Regions from separate parts of the Homo sapiens genome. Here region 1 is linked to region 2. A link is an interaction called in ENCODE POLR2A ChIA-PET data of the cell type or tissue named here. Cell type or tissue: B cell. All regions are shown on one strand. Links, peaks and the distances in the headings refer to the core of each region. The heading gives the core; the rest is flanking DNA.

What was found. Peaks named below come from ENCODE experiments on the same cell type or tissue, not always from the same donor. Only the 100,000 strongest peaks of a DNase experiment are listed, where the experiment ranks them.
Region 1: POLR2A ChIA-PET joins it to region 2 with 9 read pairs; 1 of 35 experiments calls an interaction of 5 or more read pairs at or near these places.

What each region holds. Positions count from the first base shown.
Region 1 is chr11:65,768,672-65,771,578 of GRCh38, forward strand. No RefSeq gene overlaps it. Among named protein-coding and RNA genes, the nearest start is that of AP5B1, 11 kb to the right of the region's middle. In B cell, for the core only: CTCF peaks have their summits at 1,309 (motif pointing left) and 1,510; a DNase peak (open chromatin) is centred at 1,320.
Region 2 is chr11:63,949,393-63,952,299 of GRCh38, forward strand. NAA40 (N-alpha-acetyltransferase 40, NatD catalytic subunit) reads left to right here. Exons shown (of 8, transcript NM_024771.4): 4 at 2,846-2,907. Among named protein-coding and RNA genes, the nearest start is that of NAA40, 12 kb to the left of the region's middle. In B cell, for the core only: no CTCF peak of the experiment used is centred there; no DNase peak of the experiment used is centred there; H3K27ac peaks cover 401 bases.

The DNA.
Region 1 (2,907 bases), core at 95-2,594, 1.8 Mb after region 2:
GGCTAACATGGTGAAACCCCGTCTCTACTAAAAAAAAATACAAAAAATTAGCCGGGTGTGGTGGTGGGCACCTGTAGTCCCAGCTACTCGGGAGGCTGAGGCAGGAGAATGGTGTGAACCTGGGAGGCGGAGCCTGCAGTGAGCCGAGATCGCGCCATCGCACTCCTGCCTGGGCAACAGAGCGAGACTCCGTCTCAAAAAAAAAAAGTCTGCTGTCATTCTCATTATTTAATTATTTTGCCTTTGTGAGTTATTTGATCTTTTTGCCTGGAGTCCTTGAGGGTTTTTTTAAAAGAGTCTTTGAGGCTGGGCACAGTGGCTCACACCTGTAATCCCAGTACTTTGGGAGGCCGAGGTGGGCAGATTACCTGACGTCAGGAGTTCCAGACCAGCCTGGCCAACATGGCGAAACCTCGTCTCTACCAAAAATACAAAAATTATCCGGGCGTGGTGTCAGGTGACTGTAATCCCAGTTACTCAGGAGGCTGAGGCAGGACAATCACTTGAATCCAGGAGGTGGAGGTTGCAGTGAGCCAAGATCATGCCACTGCACTCCAGCCTGGTTGACAGAGTGAGACTCCGTTTCAAAAAAAAAAAAAAAAAAAAAAAGAGTCTTTGAAATTAGAGTTTTACTAGGATATGTTTCAAAGTTGATCACACTGAGTGAATCTGCCCACATTCCCAGTGGGCTCTTCCAATGTGCAGAGTTTTTGCTCCTGGACAGTTTTCTTACAGTGTTAAATATTAGTTGTGGTTTACTTGTTTATTTTTTCTTCAGGGACTCCAATAATACACATGTGATTCCTTCTTTGAGTATATTCTGTTTCCATTACTTTCTTTGGACCCAGCCTACTTCTTTATCTCATTTTCATTCTCTTGCTTGGTTACCTGTATTCCTTCAATGCCCCTTATTAAATTTTTATTTGAATTTATTCTCCCTTGGGCATCTTGTAATTTAATCTTTACTTCTAGATAATTTTGTCTGTTTATTCCATTTCTTTCCTGAGTTCAACCAAATCTATTTTCATTTCTTCCTCTATTTTGTCTATTTCTGTTCTTTGTTTTTAAATTTCCCACCCAAAATGGTTTTGCATGTCTTCAAATGCTTGTTTTGCATATATTTGGTTCTGTTTAGTGTTGTATTACAGCTTTCTTCTTCTTCATGGCTATTGTTTCAGAGGTTTGTGTGAATTTTCCTTGGTTCATATGTGATGAAATTCATTTTCTGATATTTTGCAATAGCTGTATGAACCTATCTTTTCATTATTCATTTTTGTGGTATTGGGTGTTTTACAAGATCCCTAGATAACACGCCCTCTTCTGGCAACATTGTGAAGTCCAGATGCTTTAGTGAATTTGTTTTTGCAGGGGTGGGGGTTGTGGGCCTTCTTTTTTTTTTTGTCTTGGAGGGCAATTAAACTTCTCCATTTGCCTCTCTCTTCACACCCAAATGCCAAAGGACACTTTTCCTTTCTTTTGTGGGTAGTTGCTCCCCAAGGATCTATGTGTTTCCAAGACTGTGGCTTCACATTTCACGTATAACTTTTTTTTGAGACAAAGTCTCGCTCTGTCATCCAGGCTGGAGTGCAGTGGCACAGTCTCAGCTCACTGCAACCTCCACCTCCTCGGTTCAAGCGATTCTCCTGCCTTAGCCTCCTGAGTAGCTGGGACTACAGGCACATGCCACCATACCTGACTAATTTTGTATTTTTAGTAGAGATGGGATTTCACCATGTTGGCCAGGCTGGTCTCGAACTCCTGACCTCAGGTGATCCACCCGTCTTGGCCTCCCAAAGTGCTGGGATTACAGGCGTGAGCCACCGTGCCTGGCCTCACGTGTACTTTTAAACCTCCCACCTATTGTCCCAGCTCTGACACTACTGCAGACACTTTTGAACATTTTCAGGCTCAAGGTGTACTTAGTGTTTTTGGTGAGGTCTTAGATCAAGCTTAAGCCCCATTACAACTCCCTCCTCTCCTTTGCCCCAGTTTTCCTCAGCCAGTCTTGTGGCAGGTGGGGCTGGAATGGGTGCGTGGGAAGGAAAGTCTGAGCTGCCATTTGTTTTTCCTTTTTCTTTCTTTTCTTCTCTTCTCTTTCTTTCTTTTTTCTTTCTTTCTTGTCTCACTCTGTCACCCAGGCTGGAGTGCAGTGGTGCAATCAAAGCTCAGTACAGCCTGGACCTCCTAGGCTCAAATAATCCTCATATCTCAGCCTCCCAAGTAGCTAGAACTGCAGGTGCACACAACCACACCCAGCTAATTTTTGTATTTTTTGTAAAGACAGGTTTTCACCATGTTGCCCAGGCTAGTTTCGAACTCCTGGGCTCAAGGAATCTGTCCACCTCAACCTCCCAAAGTGCTGGGATTACAAACGTGAGTCACCACGCCCGGCCAGGTAATTTCTATGTTATTTGTTTTTCTTGTTCTTTTTAAGTTTGAGCATTCTTGTCTCCAAGTTATCCTGAGGGCTTGCTGTTGCATAATTTTATCTTTTCTCCTCATTCCATATTGTTTTTCTAGGCGACACTGGGGACCTACAGTGCTACCATTGTCCTCCTACCTGAAAGCCTCTGACAAAATATTGTCTTCCCATTCCATTGAAGGTTCAGAGGCCTCAGTGTCCAAGGGAGAATGCCGCCAGGAATGGACACTGCATAGCTTTTTTTGAACCGGAAGTAAAGGCTGCCCCGCTGTCGCTTTGCCTCAGGACCAAGAGCTCTAAGAGGAAGACTGACCCTGACTGTCCACCGAGAAGCTGTTGCTGCCATACAACGGAGACAAGGAGTCCATCGTATCCAGGGGATCCCCTGAAATATCTCTGAGGATTGCCAGGTTCAGTGACAGTGTTAATGAAAGCCTCAAGTGACTCAATACAAGCAGAATAACCAAGGACTCAGACCCTTCAGG
Region 2 (2,907 bases), core at 200-2,699:
CCCATCACCCAAATAGTAATCATCGTACCCAATAGGTAAATTTTCAACCCTCACCCTGTTTGCTGTTACTATTACTGATCCAGTTAACTATAGGCTCTGGAGTGAAGGCCCCCTCACGTTTTTTTCTCGTTTTGGTTTCTAAAATAGGAAGTATAATCTGCCTTACCTGAGATGCTGTTGATGAGTTGTGCTTCCAGAATGTAACATCTTGGCTTGGGGATAAACTGGGGCTCTGGGGGATTGAATTGTAGCTGGGCTTCTTAATAACTCTACTTGGAGAAGTCACTCATATTCCTCAAGCCTCATTTTCTTACCTGTCAAATAGGATGATGATGCCAAACTTGCAAGCTGTTTTTTTTTTTTTTTTTTTGAGATGGTGTCTTGCTCTGTCACCCAGGCTGGAGTGCAGTGGCGCCATCTCGGCTCACTGCAAGCTCAGCCTCCCGGATTCACGCCATTATCCTGCCTCAGCCTCCCGAGTAGCTGGGACTACAGGCACCCGCCACCACGCCCGGCTAATTTTTTGTATTTTTAGTAGAGATGGGGTTTCACCGTGTTAGCCAGGATGGTCTCGATCTCCTGACCTTGTGATCCGCCCGCCTCGGCCTCCCAAAGTGCTGGGATTACAGGTGTGAGCCACCGTGCCCAGCCAAACTTGGAAGGTTTTTTTTAAGGAAGAAAGAGAATATATGCAGCTCAGTAAGTAGCAGCTGGTATGAGGTTTTTTTTGTTTTTTTTTTTTTTTGAGACAGAGTCTCGCTCTGTGCCTAGGCTGGAGTGCAGTGGCACGATCTCGGCTCACTGCAGCCTCTGCCTCCTGGGTTCAAGTGATTCTCCTGCCTCTACCTCCTGAGTAGCTGGGACTGCAAGTACATGACATCACGCCCTGCTAATTTTTGTATTTTTAGTAAAGACGGAGTTTCGCCATGTTGGCCAGGCTGGTCCCGAACTCCTGACCTCAGGTGATCCACCTGCCTCAACCTCCCGAAGTGCTGAGATTGTAGGCGTGAGCCACTGCGCCCGGCCTGGAAAGTCTTTTGACATACTTTAGATATCCCATATTGTGATATCTCATAGTGTTTTCGTTTTTGTTTTTGAGACAGAGTCTCGCCCAGGCTGGAGTACAATGGCATGATCTTGGCTCACTGCAACCTCTGCCTCCCTGGTACAAGCAATTCTCCTGCCTCAGCCGCCGGAGTAGCTGGGATTACAGGCACCCCCCACCACGCCCGGCTAATTTTTTGTATTTTTATTAAAGATGGGGTTTCACTATGTTGGCCAGGCTAGTCTCGAACTCCTGACCTCATGATCCGCCCGCCTCGGCCTCCCAAAGTGCTGGGATTACAGGCGTGAGCCACTGTGCCCGGCCTCATAGTGTTTTCATATTCCGTATTCCCATTGACTTCCAGAAATGTGGAATAGCTCCAAAACAGGCATTGCCAGCCAAGTCTGGGCTCCTCTGGTGCCTTGAATTTTGTGTGGTTCCTGTGGTTGTGATCTTACTTTCATGTACTTTAATGGAGAATTCGTACCTGCAGGTGGGCTTTGGACATTTTATAGTTAAGATAGGTGCAGTGCTGTGTTTGGGCAGCTGTGATGGCTAAGTGGGTGATAAAGAAAGGAAGATGCTTCAGGGGCAGGGAGTTCTGAATTCATAAGGCTGAGTGTGGTGTGCCAGTCAGTAGAGGTGATGGGATTCCAGTGCGTACATCCTCTGGGGGTTGTGTCAAAGGTCACTGAAAGGTATTGATACGGGAGCTCTTTAAAGGCTTAGAGTTTGCTGACTCTAGTCCTTTCAGAATGTAGTGCTCTCTAGGGAATGTGATTTCACAGATCAGTCAAGGAGTTTAACTGTTTTTTACTTAAATTTCATTTAGAAACAGATACCTTAACACTTAGGCATTTGTGGGTTTAGAAAAACAGTGTTGGGCTGAAGCCTGCTTCACCCGGTTTTTTTTTGTTTGTTTGGAGACAGAGTTTCGCTCTCACTGCCCAGGCTGTAGTGCAATGGCACGATCTTGGCTCACTGCAACCTCCGCCTCCCAGGTTCAAGCGATTCTCCTGCCTCAGCCTCCCGAGTAGCTGGGATTACAGGCACCCACCACCATGCCCAGCTAATTTTTTTGTAGTTTTAGTACAGACGGGATTTCACCATGTTGGTCAGGCTAGTCTCGAACTCCTGACCTCAGGTGATCCATATGCCTTGGCATCCCAAAGTGCTGGGATTACAGGTGTGAGCCACCATTCCTGCCTCAATCTGTTTGATCAGCTGAGAGTATCCCCCCTGCTCAGATGAGGCAGGCAGGACTCCTGGGGCGGGGTGGGGCGTGTTGAGCCGTAGTCTTCTCGAAGGACCTAGGGTCACCCAGTGGTTTTGAAGGCGCAATTGGTAGATAAGAGGAATGGGGTCCCATGGGAGCCTAGTGAGGAGTCAGCTCAGAAATTACAGCAACAGGAAAAATGCCTAAGGGCAGGAACTAAATAACAGAAGACATGAGTGTTTATAACAAAGTACAGAAGAGACAGAAAAGGTAGAAAAAGAATAAAGAGAGAGCAGAGAGGGACAAGAAGTTTACAAAGTGCCGAGGCGGATTAGGACAGCTTGGGGAGGCAGGAAACGGGCCTTGTGGTTGGGGGGTGGGCCGTGTGGCCACAGTTGTTAATCTCAGCCTGAAAGACTTTGTTCCTGCACCTTCTCTAGTCATGCTGGGGCAGATACAGGGTTGGCTTTTCTCTGTGCAGTAACTGAGACTGGGCCTTCCTCCCTGTGATTCTGAGGGAGGAACAGCAGTGCCCTGGCAGGAGTGCTGTAACCAATTCCGTACACGTCCTGTCCTCTTCTCAGGTTGAATGTCTCCATTGAATGTAAGCGAGTGTCTGGACTGGAGCCAGCCACCGTGGATTGGG